Regions from separate parts of the Homo sapiens genome. Here region 1 is linked to region 2. A link is a loop called in an ENCODE intact Hi-C map of the cell type or tissue named here. Cell type or tissue: PC-9. All regions are shown on one strand. Links, peaks and the distances in the headings refer to the core of each region. The heading gives the core; the rest is flanking DNA.

Region 1 (15,130 bases), core at 4,863-12,862, 180 kb before region 2:
CTGTTCTCCTAGAAGGGCCCTTGGAAATGCGCCCTTTCCCCGCCCCCGCCGGAAGACCAGGCCGGCGCGGGGCGGGGCCAGCGCTCAGAGGCCTACGCTCTGTCCGCGGCCGGCGGGCGTCTCTATGGTTGGTTCCTCAGGCCTCGCCGCCATTTTGTACGGGGGCCTTGAGCAATGAGCGGCTTGGGCAAGGTTTCCAGGCGGGGTTCAGAGGAGCCGGGGGTGGGGCCGGCTTGGAGTCGATACAGAGAGAGGAGCGACTCTCGCACTGTCTTGGTGCGTGCCGCCGTGCCGCCGTGCCGCCGTTGGGGGTGGGGGCCGGGGCGAGTCGTGTCCGGCCTGTGCGCGTGCCGGGAGCGACAGTGCCCGGCGTGGGAGAGCGGGCGTGCGGGCGGCCTCAGCCTGGAGTCGCCGTGACAGGGGTGCCAGACCTCCCCGCGTGCTCCTCGCATTTTCTCTACGCCTGTCGCCCTGTTTGTTTTTTGTTCCCGTCCACCCTCGAGACCGTGCTTCACGAGGTCGAGGCGCGATGAGTTATTTTAAGTAGATGATTTCATGACCTTTGATGTTTGACTGACTTTGTCATGTGCTATGGGTTTTATATGGATGCTGTTTCTTGGTGAAGGTTCACGGTGAACACACGTGTGTAACAGCTAAAGAAAAAAAGGGCTTGGGATCAGTTGACGTTCTGATGCCTTGAATCAGTGAAGGTTACTTAGAAAAAGAATTATTTCGCTAGTGAAAAAGAGGACATGGGCGAGTTTAAAGAGTTGACGGGTCGAGGCAGATTCAAGAGCTGAGCTGTCCAGTAAGATGGTCACTAACGACTGGATAAGTTTCTCAGTTGTACTAGCCACATTTCAGGAGCTCAGTGACCTCTTTATTGGACAGTGCAGATTATATATAGCCCATTCCCAGCATCGCAGAAAGTTATATTGGACAGTGCTGATTTAGATAGTGGGGAATTGTTTTATACTGGTCATCCAGGCCTTTGTAAGTGCTGCTAGGTCGTGGTTAATCACGTTAGTCCTCTAGACACAGGTAATTCTAATGTATTACTGGGTATGGGTGTACTTGTTAGTAGTCAGCTTTACCAACAAGTAATATGCCTACACCATGTAAGGCTTTTGTTTTGGGGACAGAGTGAAAGCAATAGTTAACAATTACCAAGTAATTAGGAGCCGGGCCGCTTTATATGCATCCTTTTATGATTCCTTACAAGTTTATGACGCAGGTGGTATTTTTTTCCAGTTGTGTGGCGTTTTTGCCCATTAGGACTCAACTAAAAACCCATGGCTTTGGCCAGGCACAGTGGCTGACGCCTGTAATCCCAGCACTTTGGGAGGCCGAGGCGGGCGGATCACCTGAGGTCAGGAGTTCAAGATCAGCCTGGGCAACACGGTGAAACCCCGTCTCTACTAAAAATACAAAATTAGCTGGGCGTGGTGGCACATGCCTGTAATCCTCGGGAGGCTGAGGCAGGATAATCGCTTGAACCTGGGAGGCGGAGGATGCGGTGAGCCGAGATCGTGCCATTGCACTCCAGCCTGGGCAACAAATCTCCGTCTCACCAAAACAAACAAACGAAAACCGTGGCTTTTATCCATGAAGCTATTAATATATTGCCTTCTTTTGAAGTGGAATAAAACAATCTGCCTTCAGATAACTTAAAATCTGATATGGGAAATAAGACGCGCTGTAATAAATAATATGAAAGAGAATGGGATAAGTACCAGAAGATTGTGAACAAAACCTAATTAATAAAATAAAGGGAGAAAAAAAAACTTTGTTTTTTTTTGGTTGTTGGAGTAGGAAGAGATCAGTAGGTAAATCTTTAAGGATAGCTAAAAGTTGGATTTGCAGTAATGGAAGTGGGTGAGAGTACGACGCACACAAAGCAAAAAAAGAATCAATGAAATAAGCAAAAGCATGAGGTGTGGTCCTATCTTAGTTTTCCGAAGGGGCAAATAAATAAACTATGAGAGGAATGAATTAATGGCATTTGCAGCAACCTGGATGAGATTGGAGACTTATATTCTAAGTGAAGTAACTAAGGAATAGAAACCCAAACATCGTATGTTCTCACTCATAAGTGGGAGTTAAGCTATGAGGATGTAAAGGCATAAGGATGATACAGTGGACTTTGGGGACTCAAGGGGAAAGGGTGGGAAGGGGGTGAGGGATAAAAGACTACAAATTGGGTGCAGTGTATACTGCTCAGGTGATGGGTTCACCAAAATCTCACAAATCACCGCTTAAGAACTTACTCATATAACCAAAATGCCACCTGTTCCCCAAAAACCTATGGAAATAAAAAATTTAAAAAACAGCAGCATGGATACTAGGCTTAATACCTGGGTAACGAAATCATCTGTACAACAAACCGCCATGACACAAGTTTACCTATGTAACGAATCTGCACACGTATCCCTGAACTTAAATAAAAAACAAAACAAAAATAAAATTCAAAAAAAAAAAGAATAAAAGTCTGCCTTCAAATAACTTACAATCTGATATGGGAAATAAGACATGATGTAATAAGCAATATGAAAGAGAATGGGATAACTACCAAAAGATTCTGAACAAAACAATAACATTAAGGGAGAAAAAAAAAACTTTCTTTTTCGGTTGTTGGAGTAGAAAGAGACCAGCAGGTAAAGCTTTAAAGACAGCTTGAAAGTTGGGTTTGCAATAATGGAAGCAGGTGAGGGGATAATGCATACCAAGCAAAAAAGAATCAGTGAAATATGCGAAAGCATGAGGCCCTCTTAGTCCTCCGAAGGGGCAAATAAACCAAACTTCCTTGACTTTACCTACATCTTGAGCAGACAGCCATGCTGTACCAATAACTTAAGCTTCAGACAAGTATTGTAATGGAACCAAATGAATCAAGACTAATGATAGGCATAATTTTTATGATTATTTTATGCTATGATTCTATATAATTAGATATACAGAATAAGCAATTCATGAAGATTGATAGTGAATATTTTTATGTAGCTAAACCACCGTAAACGTTTTTCTTCCTTTCCTATTAATTTACCAAGATTTGTAAATCAGCATCTATTGATAGTTTACTGGTGCCACGAATTCTTTAACCTTCACTCACTTTACTCTCTTTACTCTTGGTTGGAGTAAGGACCCTATGATGGATGGGGTAAGGACCCTGTGATGGATAGTGGGTTCTGAAGCACCTATTCTTCTTGCTGTAGGGTCCTTTCCAATTCAAGTTCTCCCCAGTACCATTGTGGTCTAGGTTCGGTTTCCTACCACCACAACCAGCAGGGGGAGACATGCGCCCTTAAATCCTACATTTAGGGACTTGCGAATGTTTCTTTTTTTTTCCCATCTACTTCTTGAAATTGTAACCTGCCTATCCGTGTGAGGATTTGAGTTTTTAACCCTGCCTAGGATACCATGAAGAGTCAGCCATGGGCCGAGTTTTATTTGAAGATATTTTAAGTGTATTATGTTATACAATTTAAAATATTTATAAACGATTGTTTAATAATTGTTGAATTTAAAATTAAAGTCATTTAAAAATATTTAAAAGTGGGCCAGGCGCAGTGGCTCACACCTGTAATCCCAGCACTTTGGGAGGCCAAGGCGGGCAGATCACTAGGTCAGGAGTTCAAGACCAGCCTGGCCAACGTGGTGAAACCCCGTCTCTACTGAAAATACAAAAATTAGCTGGGCATGGTGGCATGCGCCTTTAATCCCAGCCACTCAGGGGGCTGAGGCAGGAGAATTGCTTGAATCCAGGAGGCGGAGGCTGCAGTGAGCTGAAATTGTGCCACTGCACTCCAGCCTGGGTGACAGAGCGAGACTCCGTCTCAAAAAAAAAAAAAAAAAAAATTTAGAAGTAATTAAAATAGTGTAATAGGAGACGGTGAAAGTCAGTGATCTAGTTTCAAATTCCAGCTCCTATCAATATCATTTTACAAAAGAAGGGTCATTTTGATATCTTTTCCGTATACACAGAAGGGAAGATAGGACATAACCTCACAATTTAAAAATAGAATAATTTCGGGTGTATGAAAAACTTAAAGCTTTTAGTCTTATTTTTCCAGTTTGGCTGAAGACTGGTGAAAACATCACCACAAGGACTGGCAACAGTTCTTGGACTGGTGTTTGGGAACCATTGATTTCATTTTCCTGAACCTCAGTTTGGCCGTCTGTAAAATAGTTATCCTGTAGTTTGAATCTAGCATCTAGCATTATTGGTGCTGATCACTTCATAAGTCTTTAAATAGGATTTGATGGAGTGGTAAGTGTGTCTCATGGGTCAGTGAGAGAAGAGAGGGGCTCCAGCCTGTGTGGGCAGGGGGATCTACAGGTGCCAGATGGCAGAGGCAGAGGCCAGTGATAGTGGGATGTATGACCTTTTTTCCCTTAGCAGTCAGGTAACAAGGCCCTCACCAGCCAGACTGGTTCTTGGCTCATATTTTAGGGAAGTATTTGGCAGAGCAGGTACACTAAAAGGGTAATATTCAGGTTATGGTCAGGCTGTTCATATACAGGTGAAGGTTTTGATTTTAGAGACAGTGTAAACCCTTCCCACATAGCCCTCTGTCTTCTTGCTGATACTTGAAATTCCTTTAAGGAATTGCTTGACACCAAGATACTCTAGAACCCAAGACAAATTCTTCCATAACAACACGTAGTGCTTATTATTTGCCAGATGCTGTCCTAAGTGATTTGCCTACATTTATTCATTTAATCCTCCCACTGTCTATGAGATGGGTGTAGTATCATTATTTTCTTTTTACAGAGCAGGAGGCTCAGATATGGAGGCCCACGTCACTTGCCAAGGTCACCCGTGGTAAGTGGTAGAGCCAGGATTTGAATTCCAGAGTCCTTGCCACTTTGCTTGACAGCCTCCATGTTAAAGTGGAAATGGGTAATATCTCAGCCTTTCCTGCTATGCTAAGGAGGAGGCCAGTGGGGAGCTAGAAGCACTATGAGGAATAAAAATAAAATCTTAAGCCCTTCAGCTAACTGGAATGACCCCCTCTTGGCCAAGCAGTCCCCAGAGAAACCCTGAAAACTGAATGTCTGGCCGTGATGGGGAGAGAGGTCAGACACGCCTTAGTATGCCCCTTCCTTATTAATCTTTAACCAGAATTATTTCCTAAAGAGTAGGCAGAAACCAGCTTTAGAAAACAAGAAATGGACACCCCATTCCTTTATCCCTATTAGCCAGTCACCTGAGGTAGTGACTGCACTCCCCCACCCTCTTTACAGTTTCAGGGTGACAGCTTGCCAGTTTCACAAAGCATCCCTTCCTAAAAACTGACCACCATTGCTGGACTAGTTTTGGCTGACTCATGGAGGATGTGCAGCGAGGATTTTTGTGTCCTCTGCTTCACCTTTTGATGTCAGAGTAAAACTGCCTTTGCAAAGATTATGACGGTAAGAGAAGTCTAACATGGCTGACTCCATCTTGGTTTTGCCTCATAGGCTGGCTGTCCTCACTCATTCCTGGGTGTAGGCCAAGCTAACCATGGGAGGCATTTAGTTTATAATTTAACTTTGAAGCAAGAATGATAATAGGCCCTCCATGAAACTAACCCCCTCTTTGCTAGAAGGGGGTTACTGAAACCACTTTTGTGAAAGTAATGAAAAGGGACCGAAACCACTTTGGTAAAAGTAATGAAAAACCACAAGATTGGGATTATGGGATGGACCTGAATTCTGCTAAAATATATGTATAATTAAATGATAACAAGCCATGGCTGGGCGTGGTGACTCATGCCTGTAATCCCAGCACTTTGGGAGGCCGAGGTGGGCAGATCACCTGAGGTCGGGAGTTCGAGACCAGCCTGACCAAATGGAGAAACCCTGTCTCTAATAAAAATACAAAAATTAGCCGGGCATGGTGGCGCATGCCTGTGATCCCAGCTACTCAGGAGGCCGAGGCAGGAAAATCACTTGAACCCAGGAGGCGGAGGTTGCGATGAGCTGAGATAGCGCCATTGCACTCCAGCCTGGGCAACAAGAGCGAAACTCAGTTTCAAAAAGAAAATAAAAATAAAAATGATAACCAGCCATTGTTTCAGAAGTCACAAAATTTGTAACTTCCCCAAATGCTCCTATAGGTAATCACTATTTTAGAACCTAAGATTGGTCTTTTGAGATGTTTTTCAGACTTTTGCATTCTGGCAACTCATTGACTTCAATCGGATCTGTGACTCAGGAATCAACCAGTCCTGTGGGCCCCCTACCCAGAACTCAGCACACAAGGACTAATTTTCCACACCCCTATGATTTCTGCCCCAACCAGTCAGCAGCACCCATTCCCTAGCCCCCTGCCCACCAAATTATCCATAATATTATTGCCTCTCAGTTCTCAGGAAAACTGATTTGAGTAATAAACTCCCATCTTCTGCTTAGCTAACCCTGCAATAATTAAACTCTTTCTCTACTGCAATACTGCTGTCTCAGTGAATTGGTTTTATCTGTGCAGTAGGTAAGAAGAACCTGTTGGGCAGTTACAAGAGGGCCAAAAACTCTACTCTTGGACCATGCTAACACCACTACTTTTTTTGAATATAGGACTCAGGAAGAAATGTGAAGCTCAATTGCATATATGGTTGTTTCTCCTTTCATAAATATTCATGATTCCTGTAGCTGACTGAATATTATATATTTGGCCATGCAGCTAAGCATAAATTTCTGTTTGCTTTAGCCTTCCCTTGAAGTGATTGCTCTTAGCTTCTTCTGAAGGTTACACTTCCCAGCCTGTGGGCCTGCAGGCTGCAACCTTTTATGAGAAATAAAGCTCTCCCTTCCAGATTTATGAAATTCATGATTCTTTAGTTGACAATTAGGTAACAGGCACTTGTGTGGAAAGGAGGATGCCACGAATGGGGGCTGGGCACTGTAAAAGCATACTACAGAAAATGCCTCCAGCTGGTCATCTTTTTCTCTGTACATCATAGAGATAATTGAGGTGTGTGTGTGAGTGTGTGTGTGTGTATGTGTGTGTGTGTTGTATGCTGATTTCAACCCACATACCTGCCCAAACTATTCAGAAGCTGCCTTGTACCTGTTAGACCCTCATCCTGAATCTTTTTAGTGGAAAGACTTTTAAAGTATTTCCCCCAAAAGAGCATAAGGAACTTCACCCTAAAATATGGCTCCTAGATATAATGAGTATTTTGAGTTAAAAGCCCTTAGAGATCAACAGATGTTGGAAAAGACTTTTCCCTTATCTACATAAAGATTGGATAGACCCTACAAGGAGAACAATTGTTTCCCAGCCCCTGCCCCTTATTATCTATTTTCTTTTCGTTTATTTTTTGAGACATTGTCTTGCTCTGCCACCCAGGCTGGAGAGCAGTGGCATGATCTCAGCTCACTGCAACCTCTGCCTCCTGGGTTCAAGCAATTCTTCTGCCTCAGCCTCCCGAGTAGCTGATATTACAGGTGTGTGTCGCCACATCCAGCTAATTTTTGTTTTTTGTATTTTTAGTAAAGACGGGGTTTTACCATGTTGGTCAGGCTGGTCTTGAACTCCTGACCTCAAATGATTACCTACCTCAGCCTCCCAAAGTGCTAGGATTACAAGCGTGAGCCACCTTGAATTTTTTTTTTTTTTTTTTTTTTTTTTTTTTTTTTTTTTGAGACAGAGTTTCACTCTGCCACTTAGGCTGGAGTGCAGTGATGTGATCTTGGCTCACTGCAACCTCCATCTTCCTGGGTTCAAGCAATTCTCATGCCTCAGCCCCCTGAGTAGCTGGGATTACAGGCATGCACCACCACACCTAGCTAATTTTTGTATTTTTAGTAGAGACGGGGTTTCATCATATTGGCCAGCCTGGTCTCAATCTCCTGGCCTCAAGAGATCTGCCTGCCTCAGCCTCCCAAAGTGCTGGGATTACAGGCATGAGCCACCGTGCCTGGCTTCCTCCTCTTATTATCTATTGCAGAAAAGACCAAGAATGTAACCACACCTGAACAGACTCTTTCACAAGATGATGTCTCTCTTGCAGACTCACTCAGACAACCATTTAGAAATTAATCTCTGTTCCTCAATCCATTCATTCTCCCTAGCAACCATTTATTGCCAATCAACAGAATTACCTGTATTCCCTATCTCCCCCCTCCACCTGAAATAAGGCTATATGGACCCCATTGGGCAGTGGGGTAAGCACTCTGTGGTTCTCCCTGTTTGCACATTAATACATTTGTACGCCCTTTCTCTAATCTTCTTTTGTGAGCTGATTTTTTTGGCAAACTTTCAGAGGTCGAAGGGGAAGGTTTCTCTTTGCCCCTATACTCCTTCCCCAACTAAATACGAAGTCGTCTATTTATTGAGATGAGAGTCTCTTTGTCACCCAGGCTGGAGTGCAGTGGCATGACCTGGGCAATAGTGCAGCCTTGACCTGGGCTCAAGCAATCCTCCTGCCTCAGCCTCGCAAGTAGCTGGGACTACAGGTGCATGCTGCCACACCCAGCTAATTATTTTTTAAAGATGGGGCCCTCCTATGTTGCCTAGGCTGGTCTTGAATTCCTGGCCTCAAATGATCCTCTCGCCTTAACCTCCCAAGTAGCTGGGATTACAGGCACAAACTACCATGCCCGGCTTTGAAGTCTTTGATTTAAACTCACACCTTCTCTCTCTCTAGGCCACCCAGAAAGCTGTTCACTTGCCCCTTTGTGTGGAAGCATTTGATTTTTGGCTTGGAGGTTTGCCTTGGCTTCATATCTTGCCTCATAGGTTTACCTCCCTTCTGTCAACAGCCTTTGGATCCCAGTTGAGTTCACCAGCATGGGATTAACAAAAGACAGGGAACACAGACCACCACAGCAGAAAGCCCAATGGAATTGGAGCTCTTTAGTGGAACTTGTTGCTTCAGTAATAGGAAGCTGACTACAAAGACCAAGATTAGGAATAGCCTCCATATAGAAATTATTTACAAAAATTGAGTACTTTGTGTCTTGTAGCTTGATCTAGACTGGCTTGTTTTGTAATTTCTTGCGTACTTCTCTGTCTCCCTCACTGGAGTCTAAACTCCTTAAGGGCTGGGATTATATCTTAATGGTTTTCTCCCACAAAGTAAATTCTGCATAGTAGATGTTCAACTAACTTGCTATCAGTGGGACCCAAACTTCCTGAACATTTAACAGTGGGCTCACATATCACTGAAAGGACTCCAGAGAAGGAAAAGACACCATGAAGGAGGGGAGTGAGTAGCTTCCGTGGGCACAGGTGCACAGGAGCTCGTCCCTATTCTTTTGTCAGTTCCCTGACATGCTCCACTCTCTGCCACCTCCAGGCCTTTTGCACACACCTGTGTATGGCCACTGGGGAAAGGAGGAATGAAAGTAACTGTGACTCCCACAGGTTTTGCTCTACACTTGTCATTCTGGCAAAGAAATCCCAGAGCCTGCATTGTTCCTCCCACCCCTCTGAGTCATTGGAGGGTCTTTTCCATTCTGAAATTTACTCAAGAATGCTCTTGAATCCTCCTCCTTTATGTTTGATTTGGCTCATGGCTGACTCTATTTGGAATTCCATGAAGAATCTTATAAAACCTAGTAGTCAGTAGAGATATAGTGGCTGTACTTTGCAGACCGAGATATACCCAAGAATGTCATATGCCAGTACTCCTCTCTCCAGCCCCAGGGAGTCTGGATGGGCCTTTGTCAAGTTTCACTTCACAGGATTGGCCAGCTGGGCTTGTTTAAGTCAGCACCAAAACAGGTTAAACAGGCTCCATATGTTGGGTTGAAGCCACGCCCAGTTGTTCGTCAGAACTACCTGGTTGATTTTATCTCGATTCAGAATCTGCTTTCTTCACAGCCAATTGCCTGATTGCAGAGTCTAAGGTCTCAAAATTAAATCTCAAACAGGAGACTGAAAAGCAAGCAGTCAATTTGCAAAGACTTAAATATAATATTGCGGTGGGGATGGGGCATGTTGAGACTCAGAAAACAACACCCCAAACTGAAGGCCTCAGAAAGCAGCCTCAAAAGCAAAAGTTTTTCTCTGACCTTCTCCTGCCCTCCTGTCTCTCTATCCCATTCTGTCCCCAGGCCAGCCATAGAAACTAGAATCCCTCTTCCCCAAGGCGGGTCAGAGAAACAGAACCCCTTTTCTCCAAACCATAAAACCTAAAAATAATTTTCCTTCCACCTTGCTGTGTAAAAACTGTCCATAAAGAAATTACCTGACTACCTTGTTTGACTATAGCTCATAAGAGCCCCCATTCCAGAGAGGGTCCTGCCCCATACCCAGAAGGAAGGAGTGCAGGCTCAGAGAGGCTGAGAAAAATCTAGACAAACAAGGCTCGCTGGGTTTCCCCACTCAGTCTGGTAGCATTTGATCACAGTCTTTTTTGTCCAATCATATTTCTGCCTGGCTGTCCATACTTTCTTGGACCTAAGCACAAAAATGAACAATTTTCCCTGTATCTTTGGGTCGTCTTTCTGAAGTCTCCTGTGTACACATGTTAAATAAATTCGTGTGCCTTCTCTCCAATTAATCTGCCCCTTGTCAGAGATTTTCAGCAAACCTCCTAAGGATGATGGGGATGTTTTCCCTTGGCCCCTACAGGCATATATTCTTTTTTTTTTTTTTTTAATCTGTGTGTGTGGGGAGGTCCTTTTGAAAATTCAAATGAAAAAGATGAGTCCCCTTACACTTCCAAATTTGCAGTGGAATTTAAATTTATTTATTTATTTTTTTGAGACAGGGTCTCACTCTGTGGCCCAGGCTGAGTGCAGTGGTGCAGTCTTGGCTCACTGCAACCTCTGCCTCCCAGGTTTAGGTGATCCTCTCACCTCAGCCTCCCAAGTACCTGGGACCACAGGCTCATGCCGCCATGCCTGGCTAACTTTTTTTTTTTTTTTTATAGAGGCGGGGTTTTGCCATGTTACCCAGGCTGGTCTCGAACTCCTGAGCTCAAGCGATCAATCCTCCCTGGGCTCCCAAAGTGCTGAGATTACAGGTGTGAGTCACTGCACTTGGCCTGCTCTCTTTTTCTTGCTTAACATCAGAGTAGCTTTCACACATTTTTTTATTCATTCTCCAACATTGTGTTTTTAGCCTAAAGACAGTGATGTCAATACCTACAGTTGAGCGGAGTCGTTACAAGGCAGCTTATGTGTCTAAAGTGTCTTGGAAATCCTGTGCAAACAAATGAGCATTTTCCTCAGGTATGAAAAAGGGTGATTTATTCACCCAGAACTTGGGGTTTCTTTAAGATGTTGAGTATCCTTTTTAAGATTTAAAGGGCTGCTTTTTTCTAGTAAAGTCTCATCCCAGCTGGCATCACGGGACACGCTGATCTGGAGCTGTTATTGAACTGATGGCCATTCCCATGCAGAACGATGGTACGTTTGGCCTCCTGCTTTGTGGACAAGTATAATGGGATAACCCACAGGATTTACCCACAAGGTAAATCCAAGAAAATTCACTGCAATGTCTTGTGCTAATAGTTTAATGAAATTGAAATTCTCCCTCCAGCAATTTCTGACAGGGCATGGGGATTTTCTCCGGTGTCACCATACTTCAGCAGGAGTGACTGTGTCATCCAGGTGCAGGTATTCTTGGTTGTCCTTTACCTGTTGTCTCTTCTTGTCACACATAGCTAAGAAAGCAGATGATAGGTTCATCTCTATTACATGGGGAATTACCAAGTGGTTGCCTAGCAACTCACACAGCACAGTCAACATGGTCTCTGTTGTGGAATGTAGAGTGGTTAGCTTTCTTTTCAAGAATGTATTTCCATACTTCTTTTGGGTTTCTAGAAAAGAAGGTACATTTCCTGGATTTGAGGTTAGTAAAATGGACTTTTGTATTGCTTTTCCCAGTATTTATTCTATAGTAGGCCATTATTGTAACAAACAACAATTATCTGATCAAATCATTAATACAGCAATTGTTTCACTTTCATTCAATTCAGTAAGCATCTTCTATGTGCCATATACCCTACTAGACACTGTAAGGAATTATAAGGATGCACAAGTGTGGTCCCTGGTCTCAGGGAACCTAAAATTTAGTGTAGATGGTTATATGTTTAATAGATGTGTATAACTCACTTGTTTACGCATGCGAAACACATAGCTATATATGTATGTAAAATAAAGGTATCTTTATTTGGAAGAGTTCCTTTGTGTTTGATCAAAGGAATTTTTGCTTGTATTTAGATTACTGCCTTCATAGCTTACAGCTGCAATCAGTTCAAAAAGCTGTAATCAAAAATTGTAATCACTTTTAAGACATAGCTCCTATTGGAATCTAAGTAATTAGCAGCTCTTAAACAGCTCTTGTTGGAATATGCCTCTGCCGCTGCTGATGTTATCAGATAGGATGGTGCTGCTCAGTGTCTGCACTGCAGTCTTTCTGCATAATTGCTGCTGTGGCATTCACAGCTCCCTGCTTCTATTTCACACATTCCAGTTTAAAAGAAGCCCCTTGTCTTTCTTTGTCTACTTTGTAACCATGCAGCTGCCTCTCTCCCCTTGAAGAGGGACTTTGGCATGTCCCAACTCTTGCGTTAGGGAATCCTTTGATTACTTCAGCTAACTTCTTTTCCACTGGAAAGACAGTTGCTAGACAGAGCCTGGGACTTGACTAGCGCCTTTCCCGTGAATTGACTCATCTGGTGAATTGTGGCATCTTCATCCTCAGGAAGGTGCCAGGACATGGAGTGAAGTAAGTGTCCCTTGATGCAGCTGGTGCCTATTCGTTAGATTCTCCTCCTGAGTGAACTGTACTGAGACTCCACTAAGGAAAGAGGAAGCTTTTGTGGATAGTTGTGCCACAGCCCCAGAATTCTCTTCCACCATTTTGGCTAGCGCTCTTTAGTTTCTCTGCTTGCCTTCCCAGTCCCTGTGCAGGGCCTGCCCCTTGATCGTTTTCTCCGCCGTCCAGTTCCCTTAGATCCCTTGAGAAATCATTTGGACCTCTTGCCTTCACACAGAGCCCCTGACCTTTGCTTCCCAATACAATGTCAGCTAGAAGGAAGAGGACAAAGGGTAGAAGGGGACTGTGTGAGACCAAACATTGTACAGACGTTTTCCTTAAGCTTCCTCATTTCATCCTCATAACCACTTCTCCCTAGCTCTTCACAGCCCCATTCCACACATGAAGCTCAAAAAAGTGCTACACAGATTGCTCTAATGAGTACTGCCACAGTCTCCTGTCTCAAGTCAGTTTTTCACTTACGATCAAGCTAACCAACATTTACTGTGTACTGTGTCCCTCCCAAGGGTTAGGAGCACAGTAAAGCATATATAAGGCCCAGTCTCTTCTCTTAAGGAGTTCCCAGAATGGTTTTATAAGTGCTATAAGAAAGATTTGGGAACACAAATAGGAGATCAGTTAGTTTAGGTAAAGGATGGGAGATCAGGAAGAGACACTTAGCCATTTAGATCTGGAAGGTTGGCTAACAAGAGAGGGCTCTCTATTTACCTTTAAAAATGGGCCTAGGGCTGGGTGCAGTGGCTCACGCCTGTAATCCCAGCACTTTGGGAGGCTGAGGCGGGCGGATCACCTGAGGTCAGGAATTCGAGAACAGCCTGGCCAACATGATGAAACCCCGTCACTAATAAAAATACAAAAAAAAAAAAAAAGGCCGGGCGTGGTGGCTCACGCCTGTGATCCCAGCACTTTGGGAGGCTGAGGCAGGTGGATCACAAGGTCAGGTGTTCAAGACCAGCCTGGCCAACATAGTGAAACCCTGTCTCTACTAAAAAAATAAAAATAAAAATAAATAATTAGCTGGGCGTGGTAGCAGGCGCCTGTAATCCCAGTTACTTGGGAGGCTGAGGCAGGAGAATTGCTTGAACCTGGAAGGCGGAGGTTGCAGTGAGCTGAGATCGCACCACTGCACTCCAGCCCGGGCAACAGCGTGAGATTCCATCTCAAAAAAAAAAAAAGTAGCTGGGTGCAGTGGCGCACAGCTGCAGTCCCAGCTACTCGGGAGGCTGAGGCAGGAGAATCGCTTGAACCCAGGAGCGGGAGGTTGCAGTGAGCCGAGATTGCGCCACTGCAGTCCAGCCTGGGTGACAGAGTGAGACTCTGTCTCAAAAAAAAAAAAGAAAAAAAAAGGCCTAGAAAAAGCTGGGTGTTGGCCAGGCATGGTGGCACACGCCTGTAATCTCAACACTTTGGGATGCCGAGGCAGGCGAATCACCTGAGGTCAGGAGTTCAAGACCAGCCTGGCCAACATGGTGAAAGCCCATCTCTACTAAAAAATACAAAAATTAGCTGGGTATGGTTGCAGCCGCCTATAATCCCAGCTACTTGGGAGGCTGAGGCAGGAGAATCGCTTGAACCCGGGAGGCGAAGGTTGCAGTGAGGTGAGATCAAACCATTGCACTCCGGCATGGGCAAGAGAGCAAGACTTTGTCAAAAAAAAAAGAAAAAAAGGAAGAAGGGAAGGAAGGAAGGAAGGAAGGAAGGAAGGAAGGAAGGCGGGAAGGAAGGAAAAGCTGGATGCAGTGGTGAATGCCTGTAGTCTGAGACCAGGCTGGGCAACATAGCAAGACCTCATCTCTAAAAATAATAATAAATAAAATAAAAATTAATGATGGACCCAGAGCAGAGATCTGTTGCCCTTTGATGTTGGGAAATCCTTTATTGCTTGAATCTAAATCCTTTATGCTGCAGTTTACACCGTATTTCCTCTCGTTTCAACTTCAGTTAAAATAGCGAAAATCTGGCCTAATACCCTAGTCACTCAGAGGTTTTTTAGCAAGTCATATCTGGCTCACTACCCTAGCATAGAAAAGAAACTATTTTCCTCTCACCCCAAAACCCTGCAGCTAGACTTTTCTAGCTGCTGCACTATGAACAGTTTCTAAGAGATTCCTCCCACTAGAGCCTTCCCTAGAAGGGTGGAGGTGGGCAGGGCAATCAGCGAATCGGGCGGCCTGCCCCAGATAACTGCACTTGGAAAGAGTCTGCATTGTAAGCATTTCTCATGGTGTCTTCACTGAAGACAGAATTTTTGAAGTTAAATGACATATGAAAGACAGGAATAAAGTACAGTGTCTCACAACATCCTGTAAGAGATTTTTACCAGCCTATGGGTCATATTAACCAAGGAGGTCATATTGACATCCAGACCTAAATTTCATTAGCTCTGGTCTCCTACTGAAGGTCTATAGAACTTGC
Region 2 (15,130 bases), core at 3,804-11,803:
GTCGCTGTGCTGGAGGAGTGAGGAGTGGGTGTGCATGCAGCCTGAACAATCTCCTTGTCCCCCAGCTGCTGAAGCCTGTCACCTTTCTAAGGAGTTAGTGCCCAGGAACCAGCTTTTCCTTAATAAAAGAACTCAAATGTATTGAGAGCTTAGCAGGAGCTCAGCAAGTTTTATGTTGTATCTCATTTAATCCTTCACAGCAACCCTAATAGGTCATGGCATTCCAGTTTCCAGAAGCATAAATGAGAGTTAAGGAGGTTTGGTTATTTGCCCAAGCTAACATAGCTAATAGGAGGAGGAACGCTGGTGTCTAGCTCTCATCTCCCAGGGCCAGAGGTCGTGGTCCTCCTGGGGTTTGAACCCAAGGCAAGGGCTGAGGCAGGAGAGTATGGGATTAGCTAATGGCTTATGATGGCTTGGGCAAGTCTTGGAAGTCTCTGTACCTCAATTTCCCCATCCAGCATCTCAGTTGCTGTAGGAATGGTGGGAGGGAGAGGTGACCCGAGGAGTCAGGACACAAGGTCAGTAAGGCAGCGTTTGAGGGTGGTGTCTTTTTGCAGGGAAGAAGGCCCCAGGTACCTGGGAAGAAAGCTCTGAAATGGTGTTCCCCTGCCAGCAGCCTTATCAGCATCTTCTGGGAAGACCAGATGGATGGTAATAAGGCCCCGTTTTCATGGGGCTTCCAAGAACCTTTCTCCAAAGCACTTTCATATATGGGTAAACACACACACATGCACACACACACACACACACACACACACGCCATTCTTATCGTTAAAGCCACTTCCCATGCATGTAAAGTCCACCTGACTTCATTTTATATGGCTGGGCTCCCCAGCTGGAGAAGGCCAAGGTCACATAGTTAGCAACAGGGAGAGCAGATACCACCCGGATGCATAGGTAGTGACAAAGTTTCTGTCCTCAAAGCACCTTGTGAGCTCTCAGGGAATCAGTAGGCACACAGCACCCACTCCACACCGGGCCGCAGCCTACCCTCCCCCACCCCCACGGTACCTGGGGGTCATCCTGAAGACCGTATGCATTGCCATGGACTCCCCGGGCACCACCCTGCAGCCTGCCCATGCCCCTCTCCAGCCTGAGCTGCTTCCCTCCCAGCCCAGAGCCCTGGTGAATTCCCCCGTCACCTTCCATCAGGGTTCATGTTAGAGCTCCAGTTTGGAAAAGGACTTCCCCCTCCTCCTCCCCCAACCCCCTGCCCAGATGGCAGTTCCCCTTCCCCAGGGACCAGTGATGCAGCAGCTCGTGTAGCCTGCAGTTGCCATGGTGATAGCCCTCCTTTGGCTTTCCATGGGGTGGGGGATGACAGGGAGGGTGTGAGTGTGGTGAGTGTGTCCCATTTTCCGCTCCAGGTGAGGAGAGCTTATGGAGTGGAATCCTACCCTCCTCGAGTGGGGTCTGCTCCTCCTCCCAGCTGGGACCCAGCCAGCTCAGTGGCATCGCAGCAGCTGGGAAGACTGGAAGACAGACAGGGACACTGGACTGAAGAAAGATGTCCCAGAAGGAGCACTGGAGGTGGGGGGTGGACATGGCCATTGGCACAGTTGCCAAAGGATGGAGGCCGGAACCTGGGGTGGGAGCCAAGGCATCGGGGAGCTGGGAGGAGGGACAGGCTGGAGCCTCAGAGCCTCGGAAGAGACCCGGAAAGGGTGGGCCCCTTATTTCTGCCATCCACCCAAGGAGTCTCCCACTGCGCTTCCCCAGTCAAGAGAAGGCCCCTCTGCTCTTCCAACATGATCTGTAATTTCCGGCAGACATTTGAGGCCCCTGACATCTGCATAATGTGGGCCAGTCTCTTAGCAACGGGGAACAGCTGTCTGGCATTTCCAAGATTAAACTGTAACTATACGCGGTCCTTGCCAGGGGGAGGGGGTGGGGGAAGGGGATAAACACTGCCTCCTGGCATTTTCAAACTCATTTAGCTTTTATTCATTTCCTGCCTCCAGTAAAGAGGCCAGGGATTCGGGCTGGGCTGTTACTGCCCCTGCCACCGCCGCCTGCCACGCCGCTGCCACCACCTCCGCTGCTGAGGTTGCAGATGGCTCTTCCCCCAGATCTGTTTGCATGCGGGTGGGGGAGAGATAGGAGACAGCACTCGCTCTTTTTTTGTTGTTTTTATTTTATTTTATTTTTTGTAAGTGCTGCGATCCTGGCATACTGTGTAGCTGCAGCCCAGGAAGAAAAGCCAGTGTGGCCCATCAGTTAAAGCCTCCAAGTCAGCTCGAAGCTGGATTAATTCCATCAAGCTCCGTGGCTAAAAGCTAGCTGCGTGACCTTGTGCCAAATTCCTTCACCTGCCCACACCTTCACCTCCCTGTCTGTATAAGGACATAATTCTACCCTGAGGTGGCTCTGAAGACTGTGTATGCACTCAGGCAATGGATTCATGATTAATAATTGTGGTTCTCTGCTCCTTTGGTCACCTTCCAGCCGCCATCCTCTGCTAGTGACCTCGGGCTCTGCTACTGGGGCAGAGAGACACAGGCCATTTCTCTGGGAGCTGCCACCTTGAACTCCGGTTCCCTGGGGCCCCAGGCGATGACATTTTTGCCCTGCAGTACTTAACCAGGGCTCAGCAAGCCCTAGCAGGGCCCTCTCTGTGGCTGGCCAGAGGTGTCCTCATCCCCTGGCCTGCTTGGGCCAGGCAGCTCCTGTTTCCCAATTGCTCTGCCAGCTCCTGCCACTTGGCTACAGCGCCTGAACTCGTGAACACGGTGTTTTGGTTTTGCAGCAAGAAGGAAAAATAAAAGGGCGGGTGTGGGGCCCGGACAGGAGGGTGAGAGGGAGAGAGAGGAGGAGGGAAAAACCCTCCAGCCGCCTGTGCTGGCCAGTTCCAGGAATGTGTTCTCGGACATCAGTGCCAAAGCAGTGACCCAGGCGTGGCGGCCAGGCCGGGTCTGGAGGCCTTCCCAGGAGAAGGGAGAGGCCGGCTCAGGCTCCAGGGCTGAGGCTGCCTCGCCTCCCGCCTCCCCCACGACGCCTCTGCTGACTCATCGCTGCCCCAGCTGGCAGGAGCCTTTTCTGGGGATGGCTGTTGCTAAGATTCCTTGGAGATGACTGATTGCTTCTCCTTGAGCTTTGTGAAAACATGTTTGTAGACTGCACGCAAACACACGCATGCACTCCTGGGGGCTTACACGCCTGGCCTGGACACCTGTGCATGCACGTTTATGTGTCCAAATGTGTGTGCACATGGAAGACCAGAACATGCTTCCTGTTCCCATCACCTCCGAGCGCACGTGTATGGACCAGTACACTCCCTACTCCACCCAAAAAGGGGCTGAGACACGCCAGGCTTTCCTGGCAGTAGGGGAAGCTGCCACTGTACGGGCCGCTCTCATCTGAAGGAGTTTCAGGTTGCCTTGAAACATTCTTGGCCTCTGTCCCTCCTGCCTTCTCTGGGTTTTTGGTTTGCTTCATTCTGCTGTAATGATCTAATCTTCCCTTCTCCCCAGGCCTGCCAGGTTTTTGATGTCTGGTGTTTCAGGCACTCAACTGGGAGCTGCTTGAGATCAGGCTGCCTGGCTTGGAAATGACTTGCCAAAGAGGCTCCAGGGAGTCTCAGTGCCTCTGTATCCCCCCCTCCCGCCAGGGGAGGGAGGGGACCAGCAATAGCATTCATGGAGGGGAAGTGCTGGGCCTTTCTCTGGGCTCTGCTGTTGAATGACGTGGGGGATGTTTGTTCCTCCTCTGTGCCCAGCTGAGCCTTGGCTGGGGTGAGGGTGAGGGTGCTCGGTGCTTAGCCTGCAGCCCTGGATGCCCGGCCTCCGGGGCCTTGTAGCCAGAGCTGTGTGTGACCTTGGTCACATTGGGCTCTTATTGCCTTGGTTTCCCCACCTGCTGGGCTGAAATTGGACTCCTTGCCGAGTCTTCCAGGGTTTTAATATGACAGGGCTTGGCAGGCACTTGGGCACCAGGCAAGGTTGTTTGTCACGGGTTCTTGAAGGGGTGGAGGGACAGGCAGGCCCCGTGCCAGCATGGAGCCAACACTCTTCTCTCACTAGCTCTGCTAGGCTCAGGCTCAAGTGTGGCTTCTTTAAATGGACCAACCCTGGGGGCCAGATCCCAGGAGCGCTCTCTGCTGTGATTCTGCAACTGTTGCTAGGAAAGGCTCTATACCTGGCCTCATGGGATGAGCTGTGGCCAGCCTGAATTCAGTGGGGTTGGCAAAGCTCACAGCTGCCACAAGAAAAATATCCCTCTGTGCTCAGGTCCTCATCCTAAATGAGGACAAGGCTGGCTTCAGAATTCCCGCTGCTTTTAACAGGCAATGATATGGGTGGGAACAGGGGTTGGGGGTTGGGAGGTAGAGTGGAAATTAAGAGAGTAAAGCAAATGACAAAAATAAAAGTAAGTGGCACAAAAAAATAGCTCTTTGTGGGAATGTCAGCAGCCTAATGCAAGCTCCCCAAGGCAGGAACGCTCTACTGGATGCATTATTTTGGATAGCACCACAAGAGTCTGGCAAATCGTAAACAGTCTCAAGGCGGGAGAGAACACAGCACTGTGTCCCACGGACACCAGCCTCACCACTCACGACGCATCAGCCTCTTGCCCAAGGCTCCCAGCCCACCCATGCCCCTTGCTCCAGCCTCAGGACAAAGCAGGACACCAAGCAATTTGCCCGCAGTCCTTGTTTTCACCAGGAGGTGGCAAGAACTTCCATATGAACTGCCTGCTGGTCAGGTTTGGGAATTACAAAGTCAGTCAGTAACCACAAAGCCTGTGAGATGGGAATCTCCAAAGGATGGGCTCTGGGCCCTAGCAGAGGTCTCTGAGCTGAAGTGGGCTTGCTGGGATCCACTGGTGAGGATGCAAGCAGAGAATGATCATAAGGACACATCTTTGTTGAGCTTTTAGTGCGTGCCAGGCACCTTGCTAAGTTGTTGCATGTATCCATCCATTGGATTCTTACAACCACCCTCTGAAGGAGGAAGTACCATGACCTGTATTTTCCACGTGGGAAAACTGAGGTGCAGCGATGTTAAGAAGGAGCTGGTCAGTAGAAATTTGTCTCCAGGCTGGGCGTGGTGGCTCATGCCTGTAATCCTAGCACTTTGGGAGGCCGAGGCGGGGGGATCACGAGGTCAGGAGTTTGAGACCAGCCTGGCCAATACAGTGGAACCCTGTCTCTACTAAAAATACAAAAAATTAGCTGGGCGTGGTGGCAGGTGCCTGTAATCCCAGCTGCTTGGGAGGCTGAGGCAGGAGAATCGCTTGAAGCCGGGAGGCGGAGGTTGCAGTGAGTTGAGATTGCACCACTGCACACCAGCTCGGGCGACAGTGCGAGACTCCATCTCAAAAAAAAAAAAAAGAAAAAGAAAAAGAAATTTGTCTCCAGAGCCTAACCCTTAGACACTTCCCATCATTGCTCCCTGATGATCATCATGCACGCAGTCATGGCACCAGGTGCCACCATCTTCTCCAGCGCTGCCACAGGCGGAGGAGAAACCTAAGTTCCCGTGCCGATATTCCATTTCCACGGCGCTTCTGCCTGTGACCTCTGGGAACTCACATATCAGCCAAGACAAGCCTCGTGGCAAATTTTATTAAGGTGTTCTCTCACTGAGTGACCAGAGCATGTGATTCAACCCCTTGGACCTTATCTTCTCCCTTTCTGTACAATAAGAGGCCTGTGGGGCCCCTCAGTTCCTTTGCTTTTCTGACATGCAACAATCTTAAGAAACAGCTTTCTTCAGTTCCTTTCCTTTTCTGACATGCAACACTCCTAAGAAACGGCTCTCTTCCAGGACTCCCAAGCACATTAAAGATGCAACCGATTTGCCTGGTCACAAGCACATGTGCACACACGTGAGATTCTGCGCCTATGGGTGCAAAATCCTGAACAGAGTCACACAGATGCACTATGGAACTGGGCAGGGCTTCCAACAGACTTGCATTTTTATTGTTTTTGTTTTTTTTTTTCTTTTGAGACGGAGTCTCCCTCTGTTGCCCAGGCTGGAGTGCAGTGGCACGATCTTGGCTCACTGCAAGCTCCACCTCCTGTGTTCACGCCATTCTCCTGCCTCAGCGTCCCAAGTAGCTGGGATTACAGGTGCCCGCCACCGCGTCCTGCTAATTTTTTGTATTTTTAGTAGAGACGGGGTTTCACCGTGGTCTTGATCTGCTGACCTCGTGATCTGCTCGCACTGGCCTCCCAAAGTGCTGGGATTACAGGCGTGAGCCACCGCGCCTGGCCAGGATTTTTTTTTAAAACGGAGTCTCACTCTGTCGCCCAGGCTGGAGTGCAATGGCATGATCTCGGCTCACTGCAACCTCCGCCTCCCGGGTTCAAGCGATTCTCTTGCCTCAGCCTCCCAAGTAGCTGGGACAACAGGTGTGCACCACCACGCCTGGCTAATTTTTGTATTTTTAGTAGAGACGGGGTTTCACCATGCTCGCCAGGCTGGTCTTGAACTCCTGATCTCAAATGATTCGCCTGCCTTGGCCTCCCAAAGTGTGGGGATTACAGGCGTAAGCCACCGCGCCCAGCCCACCAGGATGTTTTGTAGCGTGTCCCTCATATTGCCTGGCACAGTGCAGCCCCTAATAGGTGATCAATTTGTATTTGTGCATTGGTGGCTAGTGGAGAGCAGGTGAGTTAGGCTAACAGAATTGTTTGGTTACATGCATCCACCAACCCCATGACACTTTCAGAAACCACCATCAGGACTAAACTCCACAGTCTGCTCTCTAAGCCAGCTCCTCACTCAGTTGTCCCACCCCTACCTCCCAGCAAGTGCTAAGGCCACACCCTACATCTCCTGCTCTTCCTGTGTCTCTGCCCATCTCCTACCTTGCTTTTCCATCTCCTACATGCAGATTTGAATCCATGCCCTGAACTACTGCCTTTCCTCCCTCTCTCCTTCTTTTGATTTTCTTCTCTGAGAAGAGCCAGAGGGAGGCCTTTAAGTGGCTGTTGGAGAGGGGAGGACTTGGAGCTGGAGGCACCGAGCCCCAGGCCTGGTTGGGGGTGTCAGGTGGAGGAGGGCAGGCTCCACCCTGGCTTCTCTCCTTGCCTCTCCTCTTTCAGACCTTTCCTCCCTGAGGCCCACCTGGGGAACCAGAAATGCCAGAACTGTAACTCCACCTCTGGGATCTGCAGGGTGAGCCTGTGGTGAGTCCCCAGGTGGGTGGGGCCTGGGCGAGTGGCAAGCAAGCCTAGCAAGCCAGAGGAAAGTCCTGCAGTGTCTTTGTGTTTTGTTTGTTTTGAGACGGAGTCTGGAGTCTCACTCTGTTGCCCAGGCTGGAGTGCAATGGTGCAATCTTGGCTCACTGCAACCTCCACCTCCTGGGTTCAAGCGATTCTCCTGCCTCAGCCTCCTGAGTAGTTGGGATTACAGGCGCCCGCCACCGTGCCTGGCTAATTTTTTGTATTTTTAGTAGAAACGGGGTTTCACCATGTTGGTCAGGCTGGTCTCAAACTCCTGACCTCAGGTGATCCATCTGCCTTGGCCTCCCAAAGTGCTGGGATTACAGGTGTGAGCCACCGCGCCCAGCCAGGTCCTGCAGTGTCTACGTTCTCCTGCATCGGGGCTTCAGGATTCAGAGCCTGGAACCAATGAGGACAAAAACAAGCGCTTTTTCCATGCTCCCTTCCCAGCCCGAGGAGATGGGAAGGAAGCCAGTGTTGGGCGTGGGGTCTGCTGGTTTCTGAGTGACAAGCCTTTAGATTAGGCTGGAAATGGCCAGTTGGAAGCTCCCAGTGCTGCCTGACTTTGAACTAGGTTTGCTTGATCTGGAGCTAATGAGACACCAAAGTCTCCCTGGTGGCCGTGTAGTCTACCTGGCCCACTAACACCTTCTATGGGTGGGGGCTAAGGAGTGGCCCCCAGGCAGGACCCCAGGAAGCTGGGCTGAGCTCCTGGACAGGGGTGTGGGGGTGGGTGGTAAGGGTGGGGGTGCCTGCTGTCCCACCCAGTGGCTTGCTGGGATGAGAAGGTGTGATCTGTCCTTCCACATCACCCTCCACTCATTTCAGGCCTTTGATGGAGGCCGCCTCTGTCCTCAGGCTTATAGACCAGGACATGCACCTTCTCGGGGGTGCTTCTGCTGGCCTTGAGGCTAGGGGGATAGGACCACTGCTCTGCTCCACCCCAGCCTCCCGCCTTTACTTCCCCAGTCCCTAGGGTGGGTGCTGGAGAAGGTCCTCCTGCCACCACCCCTCATCCCACTGGCTGCGCAGCGACACCTGGTGGATCACGAGTGCCATCACAAGGAGACCCCAGAAGCCCCACACTGGCTGAGCCCTCGGTTCTAACCTCTGAGCCTCACTCAATCTCAGTCCATCCCCCCAGGGGGCTAAAACCCACCATTTCCCTCTGAGCCCAGAGTCCCAGGTACTGGGGACTGCTGGAAACAAGGAGCTGAGTCTTGGAAGGAGTCAATGTCCTATCAGACAAGGACTTTGGGGAGCCAGTCCAGGTCATAAAGTCAAGGTATTTGGCCACTAGGGTTGGATGAAGCTACCGGAAAGGTCTGGAAGGGACTGGGCCTGGGGGTGAGCCCTGGGTCAGCTCCTGGGGATTTGTGGGCACAAAGCAGATTCTGCTGCCCTCCTCAGGGCCAAATTGGAATCTGTACCAGGCCCTGAGCCTGGACTACACCCCCACTCCCCCACCCCGGGGACACACCGCGTGAACTGATTCCACACACTACTCCTGACAGCACTGCTGTCACCCAGGAGCTTGCCTGTGTGCTTTTTGTTTGGTTTTTGAGATGGAGTCTCACTCTGTCACCCAGGCTGGAGTGCAATGGCGCAATCTCGGCTCACTGCAACCTCTGCCTCCTGGGTTCAGATGAGTCTCCTGCCTCAGCCTCCTGAGTAGCTGGGACTACAGGCATGCACCACCATGCCCGGCTAATTTTCATATATTTGGTAGAGACGGGGTTTCACCATATTGACCAGGGTAGTCTTTTTTTTTTTTTTTTTTTTTTGAGATGGAGTCTTGCTCTGTCACCCAGGCTGGTGTGCAGTGGCTCGATCTCGGCTCACTGCAACCTCTGCCTCTTGGGTTCAAGCGATTCTCGTCCTCAGCCTCCCGAGTAACTGGGATTACAGGCTGCAGTCGCCTGGCTAATTTTTTGTATATTTACTGGAGATGGGGTTTCACCATGTTGGCCAGGCTGGTCTTGAACTCCTGACCTCAAGTGATCTGCCCACCTCGGTCTCCTAAGGTGCTGGGATTACAGGCATGAGTCACTGTGGCCAGCCATTGCCTATGTGTTTTTAGAACTACAGGAATAATGGGAAGAGTTTGAGCTGGCATGTCATCCACCTATTTTTCATGGTGTGACTTAGGCAGGGTCACACAGTTACAATGCAAGGGGCATCTCCCTGGAGGGGACATGGGGACAGATCACTTCCTTGTGGACTGTAGTAACCTGAGTCCATTTCACAGTAGAGCATTGCCAGGTGTCTAAATGCAGGGCGGAACAGTCACATCGTTCCTTCCTGCTGATTCTTTTGGGTGATGGGGGGTGGTCTTTTCATTATCGCTTCTCTCAGTTCCTCAGTATTGAGGACTGCTGGGGTTTGAATCTAGTTTTACAGTATTACAGTGTGGCCTTGGTTCCATAACCTCTCTGTGCCTCAGTTTCCTCACCTGTATAAAGATTGTAATGCTACCTACTTCACAGGGTTGTTATGAGGATTCCATGAGCTAAGGTATGGAAAGTGCTTAGGAGAATGCCAGGCGCATGGTCACTGCTGAGAATCATTGATAAGAATTATTTCCCCACCCCCTCAGAAGGCAGTATATGCGGGGAGTGTGTCTTAGCTTGGGCTACCATAACAAAACATCATAGACTGCATGGCTTAAACAACAGAAACTTATTTTCTCACAGTTCCAAAGGATGGAAGTCCAAGAGCAGGGGGCCAGCAGGATTGGGTCCTGGTGAGGGCTCCCTTCCTGGCTTGTGGATGGCTGCCTCCTCACTGTCTGCCCACACTGTTTCCTCTGTGCATGTCAAGAGCAGAGTATCTTTTCCCCTTCTTATAAGGCTACCGATCCTTTTGGATTAGGGCCTCACCTTTATGACTTCATTTAACCTTAATTACCTCCCAAAGGCCCTATCTCCAAATATAGTCACATTGGGGTTAAAGGCTTCAACATACAAATATTTTGGGAGGACACAATTCAGTTCATAGCAGAGTGGAACACTGATTGAAGAACTCAGGTACTGCATGTATAGCAACCAGTGACACTAAGACCCAAGTCTTCCTTGGCCCTGTGGCTGGGGCTGGTTTCTCCTGTCAGCAGCTTGAGGTAGTAGAAGGATCAACAGGGCAGATGGGCTATTCTAAGCCCCAGGTCCCTGTAATCCCAGTGCCAGGGGATGCAGATCTCCCATCATGGAGGCAAGTATTGAATGCAGAGTCCATGCTATTTCCTGGGGTAATATGTGGCTGGGCACAAAGACATTCTTTTTCAAGGCTGTCAAATTTGAGCTTGAAAAATGTGCATGCTGGCATGGGCCACGGGTTGGGTTAGGTGAGGTCCTTTCTTTCTTTCTTTTTTTTTTTTGAGACGGAGTCTCACTCTGTCACCCAGGCTAGAGCGTAGTGGCATGATCTTGGCTCAATGCAACCTCTGCCACCCGGGGTTCAAGGGATTCTCCTGCCTCAGCCTCCTGAGTAGCTGGGATTATAGGTGCCTGCCACTGTGCCTGGCTAATTTTTGTAGTTTTTTTTTTTTTTTGAGATGGAGTCTCACTCTGTCACCCAGGCTGGAGTGCAGTGGCACGATCTCGCTTCACTGCAAGCTCCGCCTCCTGGGTTCACACCACTCTCCTGCCTCAGCCTCCCGAGTAGCTGGGACTACAGGCGCCCGCCACCACGCTGGGCTAATTTTTTGTATTTTTTAGTAGAGACAGGGTTTCACCATGTTAGCCAGGATGGTCTCGATCTCCTGATCTCGTGATCCACCTGCCTCGGCCTCCCAAAGTGCTGGGTTTACAGGCGTGAGCCATCACGCCTGGCCAATTTTTGTAGTTTTTAGTGGAGATGGTGTTTCACCATCTTGGCTAGGCTGGTCTTGAACTCCTGATCTCGTGATCCATCTGCCTCAGACTCCCAGTGTGCTGGGATTACAGGAGTGAGCCACCACACCCGGCCAGGTGAGGTCCCCTCTATAAGGCTGACTACGAGATTGTCAAAGCACATGGCAGAAGAGATATGCTGGGGCTATGGGTTTCTTTGGCTAGACTATAGGTATAAACTGGCAGATTCTACCTCTCCATGTGCTCAATACCTCTCTCACAGCCCAACTTGGAGAGATGCTGCTGAAAGATTACATTACTTAGGACGGTTTCAGTTTCAAGTTACAGAAACCCAAATCCAACTAGCTTAAGCAAAAAGAGAGTTTATTAACCCTCAACTGGGCACCACCTTCAGGCACAGTTTGATCTAGGGGTTCAAACAATGTCATAGGCGTTTTATCTCCTTAGTCTCTCAGCTTTGTCTCCTTCTATGTACTGGCTTCACTCTGCACATGTGCTTTCTCTTGTGTCAGAAAGATGACAGCTAGTAGCCTTAAATTCACATCTTTCCTTCTAATAAATTCCCAGAAACATAATTTCTGTCTTTCATATATTAGGGAAGACTCTTTTTTTTTTTGAGATGGAGTCTTGCTCTGTCGCCCAGGCTGGAGTGCAGTGGTGTGATCTCGGCTCACTGCAAGCTCTGCCTCCCGGGTTCAAGCCATTCTCCTGCCTCAGCCTCCCGAGTAGCTGGGACTACAGGGGCCCACCACCACACCCGGCTAATTTTTTGTATTTTTAGGAGAGACGGGGTTTCACCGTGTTAGCCAGGATGGTCTTGATCTCCTGACCTCGTGATCCGCCTGCGTCGGCTTCCCAAAGTGCTGGGATTACAGGCATGAGCCACCGTGCCTGGCCAGGGAAGACTCTTAACTGGACCTTTAGAGGCCATGTCCACTAAAGGATCAATCAACATAGGGAGGAACCTCTGGCTGGGCAGCCAAGGTCACCTGCCTACCCTTACATTCTTGGAAGCAGGTAGGGCCCCCTGCAGAGGGAGAGAAGTTCCCCATGGAAACTAAAGGGAGTTGGATGGGGAAGCAAGTTGGCTATGCAAAGCCATCACTGCCATATTCTTCTTAGAGGGACTTCAAGTCCCAGGAGGACTTCTTTTTCTTTTTTTTGAGACGGGGTCTTGTTCTTGCCCAGGCTGGAGTGCAGTGGCACCATCACAGCTCACTGCAGCCTCAACCTCCTGGGCTCAAACGATCCTCCTGCCTCAGCCTCCCAAAGTGCTGGGATTACAGGTGTGAGCCATTGTGACTGGCTGCCCAAGAGAACATCTGTCTTCACATTGGAATGGCAGCACAGGAATGTTAAAACTTGTCAGGTCCACCCCAGCTCACTTGACAAACAAGAGGACTGAGGCCAAGGTAAGCACCTTGCTCAAAGTCATCCTTCTTTCTTCTGCAGAGGCATGACATCATTGTTGGCTCTGTGTCTAATTATTCCAGTCAAGATCCAAGTGCCTGGCCCAAGGGTTGTCTGAGAATCCCTCTTCCCCTAGAGTGGCTCAGCACACAGCCAGGAAGTGACGAGGGTATTTCAAGAGGCTCCTTATCGATTAGCCCAAGGTGTCTGGCCCAGTCCTCACCCTCCTCAGGGCCATGGGCTGGGAGCCCTCTCATCTCTCCTTTGCTAGTGGAGGCTGGGGAGACTGCGAATGGCTATCAGGACTTGAGAAGGTGTGGCTGGGAGATTGGCTACGAATGCATGGAGATTACAAAACAGGGAGATGGGTCTCCATGTGTGGTCTCTGTGATTCATCTGAGGGTCCGAAGTTCGAGCTCACCTCCTGGGGAGGAAGTGAGCATTGAAAGGCCTGGTGAATTCTGATCAACATGGGATCCTCAACCCAAATCATCTCTAGATGCTGTCTTCATTGGGCTCCTCCTCCAAGGCAGGATGTGATGTCAAGAGAGGAGCCCAGAGGGAAGGCAGCTGCTTCCTCCTTCTCACCACAGGACCACAGCTTCTCTCTTTTCATGTGTGCATGGCCACACTGGCCCACCTCACATGCTCTCCACACAAGCCACCTGCCTCCTGCTACACCCATGCCATTCATGTTCCCTTGCCACTGGAACACTGGCCCATAGAAAGCACCCATTATGGTCGGGCACGGTGGCTCACACCTGTAATCCCAGCACTTTGGGAGGCCAAGGTAGGTGGATCATGAGGTCAGGAGATCGAGACCATCCTGGCTAACCTGGTGAAACCCCGTTTCTACTAAAAATACAAAAAATTAGCCGGGCATGGTGGCGGGTGCCTGTAGTCCCAGCTACTTGGGAGGCTGAGGCAGGAGAATGGCTTGAACCTGGGAGGCGGAGCTTGCAGTGAGCCGAGATCGCGCTACTGCACTCCAGCCTGGGCGACAGAGCGAGACTCCGTATCAAAAAAAAAAAAAAAAAAAAAGAAAGCACCCATTATAGGCCAGCTATTGTTATTTATTTATTTATTTATTTTTGAGACAGAGTCTCACTTTGTTGCCCAGGCTGGAGTGCAGTGGTGCCATCTCGGCTCACTGCAACCTCCGCCTCCCGGATTCACACCATTCTCCTGCCTCAGCCTCCCAAGTAGCTGGGACTACAGGCGCCCGCCACCACGCCCGGCTAATTTTTTTTTTTTTTGTATTTTTAGTAGAGACGGGGTTTCACTGTGTTAGCCAAGACGGTCTCGATCTCCTGACCTCGTGATCCGCCCGCCTCAGCCTCCCAAAGTGCTGGGATTCCAGGCGTGAGCCACAGCCTGCTATTATTTAAATCAGTGGTCCTCAGGGTTGAATCTCCCCTAGGAAGAATTTTGGAAATGTGTGTGCCCGCATGAGCGTTGGTGGTGGTGGAAATGTTGCCTTCTCATGCAGTCATGCCTAAACATTTACATACGGAATGCAGTCATTCCTGACCATTTACATATTGAAATACCTGTTGTTTCATTTTAATATTTTTCCTTTATGATATAGTTATAATAATAATGATTAAAATATATATATATATATATATATGTATATGTATGTATATATTTTTTTTAGATGGAGTTTCACTCTTGTTGCCCAGGCTGGAGTACAATGGGGCCACCTCAGCTCACTGCAACCTCCACTTCATGGGTTCAAGTGATTCTCCTTCCTCAGCCTCCCGAGTAGCTGGGATTACAGGTGCCCACCACCACACCCGGTTAATTTTTTGTATTTTTAGTAGAGATGGGGTTTCACCATGTTGGCTAGGCTGGTCTCGAACTCCTGAACTTAGGTGATCCACCCACCTCGGCCTCCCAAAGTGCTGGGATTATAGGCGTGAGCCACCGCGCCTGGCCGATTAAAAATATTATGTCAGTAGGTAGGTTATATTAACACATTTACTTTCAGGTTGCTGTTACAAAATATTTAAAAATCAATTTTAAAGGGAATGTCATTGGGTCTCAAGGGATTGAGACCCACAGTTCTAGATGGCTGGACTTATATTGCCACTCTTTTTATTTTATTTATTTATTTATTTTGAGACCAAATCTCGCTCCGTCACCCAGGCTAGAGTGCAGCGGTGCAGTCTTGGCACACCGCAACCTCCACCTCCTGGGTTCAAGTGATTCTTGTGCCTCAGCCACCCGAGTAGCTGGGACTTCAGGCACACACCATCATGCCTGGCTAATTTTTTTTTTTTTTTTTTTTTTAGTAGAGACGGGGTTTTGCCATATTGGCCAGGATGGTTTTGAACTCCTGGCCTCAAGTGATCTGCCTGCCTCGGCCTCCCAAAGTGCTGGGATTACAGGTGTGAGCCACTGCAACTGGCCCACTCTTATTTTTAAGCAGGGCACCTTCCCCTCTGAACTTGGCACACACACACACACACACACACACATTTAAGTCCCTGTCACCAGCTACCTGCACCTTCTCTGTGCATATCTAGGACACATCTGGTCCAATTCTGTCCCCTCCCTACTCTCACCTGCCCCCAGCATTGCAAGGACAGGCCCAGACTGGTAGAACTCAATCACGTGTGCACGCAGAGAACCAGCCAGGGTACCCAGCCTCTCCTGCTGGCTGTCAGGTCTAGGAAAAAGATGATCAAGTGTGGTGGCT

What was found. Hi-C counts contacts between places; a loop is a spot of excess contacts. Peaks named below come from ENCODE experiments on the same cell type or tissue, not always from the same donor. Only the 100,000 strongest peaks of a DNase experiment are listed, where the experiment ranks them.
Region 1: a loop joins it to region 2, with 4 times the contacts of the local background. A loop is called at or near these places in 27 of 110 quality-filtered maps.

What each region holds. Positions count from the first base shown.
Region 1 is chr14:77,083,022-77,098,151 of GRCh38, reverse strand. It overlaps LOC124903350 (a long non-coding RNA gene), which reads left to right and starts at 134. Exons shown (of 2, transcript XR_007064275.1): 1 at 134-276; 2 at 1,252-1,687. RefSeq lists enhancers at 1-252, 614-663 and a silencer at 284-433. In PC-9, for the core only: no CTCF peak of the experiment used is centred there; DNase peaks (open chromatin) are centred at 9,711 and 11,651; H3K4me3 peaks cover 1,127 bases; H3K27ac peaks cover 1,994 bases.
Region 2 is chr14:76,906,851-76,921,980 of GRCh38, reverse strand. No RefSeq gene overlaps it. Among named protein-coding and RNA genes, the nearest start is that of LINC01629, 45 kb to the left of the region's middle. RefSeq lists silencers at 2,858-3,008, 4,501-4,795 and enhancers at 3,387-3,446, 627-3,683, 13,069-13,128. In PC-9, for the core only: CTCF peaks have their summits at 4,438, 4,654 (motif pointing right), 8,080 and 8,294; DNase peaks (open chromatin) are centred at 4,680, 7,100, 8,276 and 8,620; H3K4me3 peaks cover 861 bases; H3K27ac peaks cover 3,013 bases.